2 separate regions of the Homo sapiens genome follow, and region 1 is linked to region 2. Evidence: chromatin contacts called from ENCODE Hi-C or POLR2A ChIA-PET data. All regions are on one chromosome and are shown on one strand. The core of a region is the stretch at or near the end of the contact, and the rest is flanking DNA. Distances in the headings are between cores, read along the strand shown. Region 1 holds the start of INPP5F (inositol polyphosphate-5-phosphatase F). Region 2 holds the start of VTI1A (vesicle transport through interaction with t-SNAREs 1A).

Region 1 (4,682 bases), core at 807-3,306, 7.3 Mb after region 2:
CCCCTCCATGTTTTCCTCTCTCCTAAAGACTTTGCTTGTTAACTCTGCATTTACAGGTAACCAAGCCCATATGATGGCATTAGTTAATGACTGACTGCTGTTTTTTTCCAAGCTGCTGTCAGGCAGATTTTACTAATTAATTTCACTTAAAATAGTGGTGTTCAAGCCTGACTGCATAGTAAAGTCATCTGGGGAGCTTAGAAAAAATAAACAAACTGATGCCAGAGCCCCACCCCAATTAAATTCTGATTTAATTGGTCTAAGGTCCAAGCATTGATATGTTTGAAAAATTCCCCAGGTGATTCTAATAGGCAGCCAGGGTTGGAACCATGGATCTAAAACATCAGGAAAAGTTTCAATGAACTAATTAATTGTTTTAAAACAGTTACAACAGCATTGTTTTCTTCACATCTGGCAATGTAATTCATAAAACAATAATGAAATAATTTGCAGGATACAATGTCTTCATAGGATTTTCTCATTCTCATTTTTGCTAAGTCAACACATGGCTGAATTAAACAATCAATCTGAAACCGATGGTTCCACTGAAGCTTCTTATAGCTTCATTACCTTCTTTCTCCAAATCACATCACAAAGATTTGATAGAGTAACCACCTCCCTCGACCTTTATGTTGAGGTGTCTGGACAGCACAGAGGCATGGTACTTAGAAAAGATTCCAGGACGCTTTGTTATCATTGGACTTTCTGTGCTATGGAAATTCAACACTGTGGGCTGGAATAACTAGTCATGTGGAACTCCTTCCTGCTTTTGTACCCTCTCACTTTTACTTGAGCAGAAGGTTAAAAGTATTGCTTTCTGAGAAGTCCCATTCGGTCACTCCTCTCTCTCGCAAGAGAGACAGCTGTTCTCCCTTTTCTTTTGCCTATAAACTTCCGCTCCTAAACTAAAAAAAAAAAAAAAAAAAGTATTGCCTTATTTTTCTCATCTCCTACTTCTTGTCTTTTTCTCTTGTTTCCGATTCAGGCATTAGAGAAGGCAAGGAGTTAGGAGTAGGAAGACTCAATGATTTATAGAACTGGGGGTGTCATAAAAGGTCATTAGTTCAACCACCATCTGAGACCAAGAGACTTCCCCAAGATCACACAGCTAGATAGTCCTCGAACTGGCCCCGGAAGTGGGGGCCTCATTCTCCAGACCCATTCTGTTCAGGATATCAACTGGTTTTTCAAGACAGACTGAGCTCAAGGATGTTTGGGGGAGACTCCTCCTTCCCCGAGAGGGTCTCCATTCATCTTATCCTCGCCAAACGATATTCCTTCCGCTTGCTTCATTAACTGGCTCCATTTGTGAAGTCTTCTCCAAACCGCCCTGCTTAATTCGGGACACAGCAGCACCTGTACATTCCTCCCTTCCTCCTCGCTCTTTAGCCGCGTGCTGCTAATGCTTGTGTGTTTTCTATTGTTACATGCTTTCCCTCGTTGATGTGCATTTATTGAATGCCTCCTGTTGTCAAACTTCTAATAGGGAATACGAAAACAGAAGACGCCTCCGCTTGGCTGTGGGCCTGGCTGGGGATGAACCCCTGTAGCCAGGCCCCGGGGTCTCGCCTGGTTTCGGTACGGGCAGGCAGCGCAGGCCCGCGGGGAACGTACCCCGCACCGCTCCGGGAGAGCGGGTGTGGGGTTGGATTCAGGTCTCGGCCTGGCGAAGCGTGAGCGCCTCCCTGCACGGAGGGGAGGCCCCAGCGGTGGGCGCCTGTCCCCAAGGCCGCGCGGAGGGAGGCGGTCAGTCCAGACCGACTCGGCCGAGCTCCCGAGCTGCCACCGGTGACCACGACAGGAAGGCTGGCGCGCCGGGGGAGGGGCCTGGGCAAGAGCGGGAGGGGCGGGCGGAAGGACGAGAGGGAGGAGGAAAGACCCGCGGGGAGGAGCTGGGAGGAGACACCCGGGAGAAGGCGGAGGAAAGGGCAGGAAGCGGGAGGGAGCTGAAAGGAGGAGGAGGCTGAGGGGCGGAGCCGGGCGCTCGGGGAGAGTAGCCAGCAGAGGGGGTGGAGCCGGGCCTGGGGCGGAGCCAGGGAAGGGGAGGAGCGGGGGGGAGAGGCCTCTACGGCCGCCGCTGCCGCCGCCGCTGCCGGGGCGCGTTCTCCTCCTACCGGTCGGGTGCCCCGGGGCGTTCCCTCTGCCGCTGCTTCTCGGCGCGGTTCCTACCCGGCCGCTCCCCGAGGCGCGGGCTCTGGCGGCCTCGACCGACTAGGACGCCCCGTGCGCCGCCCGCGGGCCGCCGCCTCCCTGGGCGCGCGGGGCCAGCATGGAGCTCTTCCAAGCCAAGGACCACTACATCCTGCAGCAGGGCGAGCGCGCGCTGTGGTGCAGCCGCCGCGACGGCGGCCTCCAGCTCCGACCCGGTGAGGCTGGCGGTGCGGGCGGGGGGCACCCCGGGCCAGGGCGGGGAGAGGAGGGGGCGCGGCCGGACCCCTCAGCCGGGCGGGAGGAGCCGCCTGCGGGCCTGGTGAGGCGGGGCGGGGCGGGCTGCGAGCGCGCGAGCTGTCATTATTCCCTGACTGGAAGGAGCCTGGCCTTTCTCCGAGACAGCGCCGAGCCCCTACCCCAGTGCGGAGCAGAAGGGGCTGGCGACCCTCGTCCTTCCCACCGCGTCACGCGGCCGCCCTTGGGGCTTGGGGCCCAGGCCGAGGGGAGGGGGTCCCCTCCGGCAGAAAGTTCCAGCAAGGTGCACCTGGCCGTAAAGGCCTCTTCCTCCTTGGAGTAGTTCTTACATGGCCTTCGCCAGAAGTTCTGGGTTCGAATTCCGATCTGGAGCGGTTGCGCCAGTTCCGTCTAGGGCTCTGCTGGACACTCACTCCCTGTTGCCATCCCGTGTGTTCTTGGTCCCTTATTATTAAAGGTGTGACTTTACTGTGGTTACCTCATAGGCACTCGGTTTAAAGCCTTTGTCTTTGACTTTAATACCACAGCACAATTAAATTGTATTGTAATGTATAATTTTGAGATTTTTGTGTGACTTGATGTTGTGCGACACAAAATGTATTGTGGGTCCATGTTTGGGTGTCATGTAAGCTGTTCGGAGAGGCTTAAGTCTGCAATTAGCTTGCTTTAGGAAAATGTGTGTGCAGTCGTGGTTTAAACAGAGCAGTCCCTGCCCTCAGAGCGCTGACAGTCCAGTTTCTTGTAAGATGGGGCTGGGTGGCACCTGCCCCTTTTGGCTTGCTAATCCTTTCCTCATATCACTCAGAGATTCTTCCACTTTAGGGAAAGCGAGAGGATAGAGTTCTTTAAGGAAGGAGCCAGAGCTTTTCAGACTTACTTGTAATTCTTATGTGCAGTCTAGACAGAAGGATTACATGATATGAATTGAAAAGGATAAAAGGTTCAGATGAGCTTTTCAGATCACAGCGTGGTATCACTTATAGGATGGTTTTTAAGGACAGGCCCTTTAACATATTATTTCCAATCCCCACAGCAACCTTACAGGACACGTGTGGGATCCTCTTTTTCAGGTGAGGAGAAAGGAGTGAGAGGTTATTAGTAACTCGTTCGGGGTCACAGCCTAGAGTTGAGACACTGACACAGGGCAGTTCTGTGACCTCCAGAACACTTTTGGGCAGGCCCCACTGCTTTCTTAGGAAGGCCTACTAGTTGCTTTGCCAGAGCAGTGAAGGATAACTTATTTTTTTCCTCAGGCTCTGTCTATATTTTCTTGCTATTACGTTGTATTTCCTCTTTTCAGAATGGAGGATAAACTCCTTGGCCCAGATAAAGTTCTTGATGATCTCGGGATAGAGTTATTATGGATAGGCTAATTTTGGCCAGTCTTCTGTCATTCTCTTCTCTGATTTGACCATTTGTCTGGCTTTCTCCCCTTCCCTCCTTTCACTCCCCCAAATTTGGGTAAGGCTTCAGTACAGCTTGAAGTAAAGCAGATTTCAAAATTCCTAGGTTGTCAAAAGAGTCAACTCCTTGGATTCTAAAAGCTTAGACTATTAGAACTGGATGGGACTTAAGATCGTCTCCAACTCATCTGACAACAAACTTTTCTACACCCCAGTTTCTTGAACTATAAAGGCTAACCTGCGCCTAGATTCTTGGATGAAGCCATGCAGTTTGGATTACTGTTTGTTCAAAGTCCATGTCAGAAGGCAAATTTAAAACTTTTTTGGGGGAGGAAAGTAGCTATAGCCTTTGCACTTGAGATTGGCATACTTTTTAGAATATAGCGGGCCACAGACCAAGTAGACCAAATGTCTGGAGGAAGGAAGAGGCCATGTTTCAGAAGTAACAGCCAGTTTTGATCTTAAGGTGTTCAGGATAGCCAGGGAATAAAGAATCCCATGCACTTGATTTTCCTATAGTTTATCCTGTCCAGGACTGAAGATCCTTTCTAACTAATGGCTATTTAAGAATGGCATTTTAATTGAATAAGTGCTTTTCAGATCTTTTTCTGTATATGGAATCATTTAAAATTCTCTTTATTTTATTGGACTTTTCCCCTGTGCTTTTATGGCAAGTTTTGCTGCTGTTTGTAGTGACAGCATTTAAAATCTTTCATTGTTTCCTACTGGTTATTTAGCTGAATAGATTACTAAGTCCTTTTCTTTTTTGAAAGGGCAGTATTATAAGCTCAAAAAAGCTTGTGGGCATCGTGGTTTTTACATTCGTGACTATTGAACAACCTGAAACAAGAGTTTTCCTTTTTCTAGAGACAT
Region 2 (4,768 bases), core at 1,522-4,021:
TAAGCTCTTTCAGAGTTCAAATTACATCTTACCCTCCTCTGTACGCATTTTGAATAGTACATAGCACATGATATACACCAGTGCTTCCCGAACTTTAATATACCTAAGCATCACCTGGGCACTTTATTAAAATAAAGATTCTGCTTCAGTATGTCTGAAGTGGAGCCCAAGATTCTGCCTTTCTGACAAGCCATCAGGTGTGGTCCCTTAGCAGGAAACATGGACATTCATAAGCATAAATTTCCCAGTAGTTTTTAAGCTATAAATGGATTTGGACTATACTTCCCAATGTTATATTTTCAGTGCAATGATTTTAAAACTTTATGATTTAAACCAGCAGTTTCTAAAGCGTTTTTCTCAGTTCTAAGGGATGTTAATGTATTACATGAAAAAAGGTACTACAGCCAAACCTCACTGTGTATGACATGTGATGTTTCCTAAACTTTTGACCATGAACCTATCCCACCTCCACCCCACCTCCATCTTTTTTTTAATGCAGAGCAAATATTCAATAAAATTGCTTTGGAAAATGCTATTTTGGATCAATGTGTTCAAACAGATATGAAATAAAGTCTCCGAGCCTAAATGATCAGTGATTAGAGTAATATACTTAGTCTCTGTGAGGACAAACAGTAGGCTGTGTTTGGTATTATTGGTTAGTAGATAAGGCAAAAACCAAATATACGATTATCATTAAAGTTCATTGTCTTACAGAATCTTTCTTACCGGTTTCCACCCCAGAGGGACAAAGCCCGGACCGACAAACATGGCATTGAAGTAATTATAAAGAATCATGACAGTCCAATTTATCAACATGATGAAATTCACACTTCCTCCAGTTGTATGTAAGGGCCAATACCACAACACAGAGTCAATCATGGCCATGGTAGAACATATTGCTATAACACCAAGGGCTATGATGGGACCCCAGTGACACAGTCTCTTTAATTCTTGTAGATTTTCAAACTTGATAACCGAACAGAATGTACCCATTTTGGCAAGGAAGAATGCCTTCCTACTTTAAAAGAATTATAGATTTCCTTTTTCTGTGCGCACATTTCCATGTGCCACAAGTCCATGTGTGTTCTTTAATTGTCATGCCTTCAAGCTGTGAACTGTTAACGCAGATTACACCATTTTCACTGTCAGGCACCCAAAGCTCTTTATCTTAACTAGGAGAATCCAGTGTCTTGGTCTGAAACCCAACCTAAAGAAAACAAAATGGGAAAGTTCAGTTAAAACAAAACAAAACAAAACCTTTATTGCATACCATACTTGTTAACTACAATAAACACCTACACAACAGCATCTCACAAGTGCACTACACTTTGGGATGCATATCTTGTCAAATGTCAAAAAGAACTACTTTTGACTTATCCAAAATATGGTACAAGTTTGAATGGCATGCAAACTGGATACACGATTCCAAAATAGTTTTTTTTATTCCTTCTCCGCTTGTCAGGGGACTGTCACCATCCAACGCTTAGTGAATAGTTTGAGAAGACAAAGAATTTTAGGACCTTAGAGTTGATCTAATTCAGTTTCCTTCTTCATAGAACAGAAATTGTCTTAGAGAGGCTGAGTGATTAGACCAAGGTCACAAGTAACAGGTGAACCAGAATAGAAGGCAAGTCAACGACCTCCCTTTATGAAATTCTAAGCTGCCTCTTATGAAGTCTTGAATTAAGCCAAGTATGAGTCAGACATGGTCTATGCCATTTGCCTGCAGTCTCCTCCACCCCGCCACCCAAACATCAAGAGAACAGTCAATTTGGCCCAAAAGTAAAGGAGCGACAGTGAAAGCAAAGAGAGCATGCAAGGAAAGGAAGGGAGGAGATAGAGCGAGAGTGTGTGTGGTGTGTGTGAAATTATGACCAGAAGAGTATATGAGAAGAACCTGAATTAGAAGATTCGAGGGAAGAAAGAAGAGGAAGTGCCTCCAGGAGCGAGGGAAATGGAAGGCAGGGCGGCGAGCTCCGGAGAGATTTGTGGAAGGGCATCTCTGCCTGGACTGGATCTGAAGATCTGGAAGAGGATCTGAGCTACATGGATAATACAGACTACCACGCAGCAGACGCTGTTGACTTGTGCCTCAGTTTCCCGCCCGAGTCATGGAGCAGAGGGCTTAGAAATAAATCCTCACCCAAGGAAGAAATATCCTGGTAAGCCAGGTTGGTCTCAACATTCAGGAGAGCCTGCTCCCACTCTGGTGGGACAAAGACCACCAAAATCGTGCTTATATTCCCTGCCTTGACTCCCACCTCAGTGTGGTCCCTGGTGTCTGCTCCTCAGCCATCGCATATCCGGGGCGGCCTGGGCTCACCCGGAACAGATTTTTTCCTCCTTGGATGACTCCGTCATGGACACCTCAGCCCAGGACAAGCAGAGAGCAAACCCTGGCAGCGAGAGGCTGGAGTGCGGGACCTGCTACAAGCCGAGCACCTCTCGGCCAGCGCCCTCGCCAGGACTCTCCCGCTCAGGCCCCCTGCGCAGTCTCTGTTACTGTCACTTCCGGAGGTTCGCCGCCTCAAACCTCCCTCCGGAAGCAAGCTGCTGTGCCTTGTAGCGTGTGGATCCGGAGCCGATTCCCAGAACACGAAGGGGGGAAAAAACGCTTCTAATGATCCCTCAGAACTTGCATATTTTCATACGCTTTTCTGGGGGGAGGCACTAATTGGGGCGCTTTTCCTTTGCGAACTTACTTATCTTAAAGTCGGAGCGGAAAATAAAGCACGCACGCAACCCAATTTCCGGAGAACCGAGATTGCGACGAACAACCAGGAAGCGGCTGGGTTGAGAGCTGTCCCCGGTTCTCCGTTCTGCTCTCGGGGGCACCTTCCGGGGTTCCTAAGCCGCGGGGCCCCTCGCTGCCCCTCGAGGCCCTTTCCCTGACCTAGGCTTTGGCCTGGGCTACTCGTTCCGGAGCCGCCATGTCGTCCGACTTCGAAGGTTACGAGCAGGACTTCGCGGTGCTCACTGCAGAGATCACCAGCAAGATTGCGAGGGTCCCACGACTCCCGCCTGGTGAGAGCCTTGCCCGGCTGGACGAGGGTGCTGGGGAGAGCTGGGAGGGTGCGGGCGGTGGAACGCCGCCCGAGTAAGTGTGTCTATGAGGCGCGAGGCTGGAGTGGGTGGTGCCGGCTGTTCCCAGGAGGGATACGGCTTGGCTTGGTTGAGGGTAAGGAGTCAAGTTCGGGTGTGGGGTGCCGTGAAAAGAGCCTTCGGAATCTGAGCCATCTGAGTTCGAATCCCGGCTCTACCTTCTTGTAACTTGCATAACCTGGAAACGTTTCTTAACGTCTTAAGAGTCTTAATGTTTTCATTTGTAAATTATAGACATGTGAGTATTCAAAGAAAATGAATGAAAGTATGTAGCCTATGGATCTACAATCTACAGCGGCGTTGTTGTGTTAGTAATAATATTGTTATAATTATATGCGGCAAAATAGAGGTAAGAATCAGGGTGCCTAGATTCAAATCCTACCTCTGTCACTTAGAAGTTGTGCCTCTTAACCCGGGAGGCGGAGGTTGCAGTGAGCCAAGATCTCGCCATTGCACTCCAGCCTAGGCAACAAGAGTGAAACTCCGTCTCAAATAAATAAATAAAATAAAAGTTGTGCCTCTTAAACAGACTTCTTAGTCTCTTTCAACTTTCCTTCTTAGTAAATGGGGGAAAATTGTACTTCTCTCATGGGGTTGTTAGGTAGATTAAATTTATATAACATATTTAAAGTCACTTTTGGTGTTGTTAGTTGCTGTATTAGCATTAGTATTTTTCATACCCCCCACCCCCATTTCTTGTTTCTCATCCTTCTTGGGGATTTATTGTATAACCCAGTTTCATGTAAAACTTGGTACAAGATAATTTTTCACACTTAAAAATTTCACATCTCCCATCTGGAAATGTTTTTGTTTTTGTGTTTCCTTTTGTGTTTTAGCACATCTTATTTTCTATGCTAGACTGTCAACTATGTGAAGGTGGGAGCTGTGTCTGATTTCCTTGGCGTTTACTTATTAGGGGCTCAGGAAAATAAGTGAATGAGCAGGTGAATATAAATATGATCTTTTGTAACTATGGTTTGTACAATGTTGATTCGGGGACTATCTTTCTCTACAGATTAGAGTAGTTAGTTACAGAAAAGGGTTTTACATTTTTGTTTAGTTTTGTTAGGGAAATTGAACCATCATCTGGCTGCTAGACTTGTCCCTACCCTAGCTCCAGGATATAAAGTGTAGAAAGGTGGATGTGCTCATTAATCTGCGGATTGGTGGGCACTTCACTTGCCCACTTGTCCTGGTACTAGCAATAATTTCTCCCGGACCTAAGTTGTCATTCCTCTTTCCCTTTCCCTACTTCCCCCAAAACTTATGTGTTTATAAGTAATTTTCTTCCCTTATTTCTTTGTTTTTCTTCCCCTCACCTATTTTCTGTTAATAGGGATATTTGCTTGAAGCCAGGATCTCTGAACTTATACCCCACTCATCTCCTGAAGTCCCCAGTTAGTTCTGGAGGAGATGGATGATGTCTTAAAGAGGTTTATGAGTCCAAGTAAGGGAACAAGAGGAGAGAACCAAGGTAGTATATACCACCAAGCTCTGCTGCCTCAGAGATTTTTGTGTCGAAAGTGGCTGATGGCCTCATCTCTTCATGATACATCACCTCGCCTCTTCTCTTCAGTTCTGCTTTTCTCCACTGCCGGAGATCGTCTTGATTTTTGTTATTGTTGGAGACTACTTCCTTTGAATTGAGTCCCAGAGCCTCAGAGTA

The links. A loop is a pair of places that touch in the nucleus more often than their neighbours do. ChIA-PET counts read pairs that join two places held with the same protein, here RNA polymerase II (POLR2A).
Region 1: a loop to region 2 is called in a map of CD8-positive, alpha-beta T cell, with 16 times the contacts of the local background. The contact joins the promoter of INPP5F here to the promoter of VTI1A in region 2. A Hi-C loop is called at or near these places in 1 of 168 maps with a recorded cell type or tissue (CD8-positive, alpha-beta T cell). POLR2A ChIA-PET finds 5 or more read pairs at or near these places in 1 of 52 experiments (GM12878).

What each region holds. Positions count from the first base shown.
Region 1 is chr10:119,723,994-119,728,675 of GRCh38, forward strand. It overlaps INPP5F (inositol polyphosphate-5-phosphatase F), which reads left to right and starts at 2,057. Exons shown (of 20, transcript NM_014937.4): 1 at 2,057-2,366. The coding sequence starts at 2,270. RefSeq lists an enhancer at 1,056-1,105 and a silencer at 1,716-2,485.
Region 2 is chr10:112,444,444-112,449,211 of GRCh38, forward strand. VTI1A (vesicle transport through interaction with t-SNAREs 1A) reads left to right here and starts at 2,772. Exons shown (of 8, transcript NM_145206.4): 1 at 2,772-3,024. The coding sequence starts at 2,931. It overlaps ZDHHC6 (zDHHC palmitoyltransferase 6), which reads right to left and starts at 2,471. Exons shown (of 11, transcript NM_022494.3): 1 at 2,262-2,471; 2 at 727-1,207. The coding sequence starts at 993. RefSeq lists enhancers at 2,258-2,377, 2,578-2,837.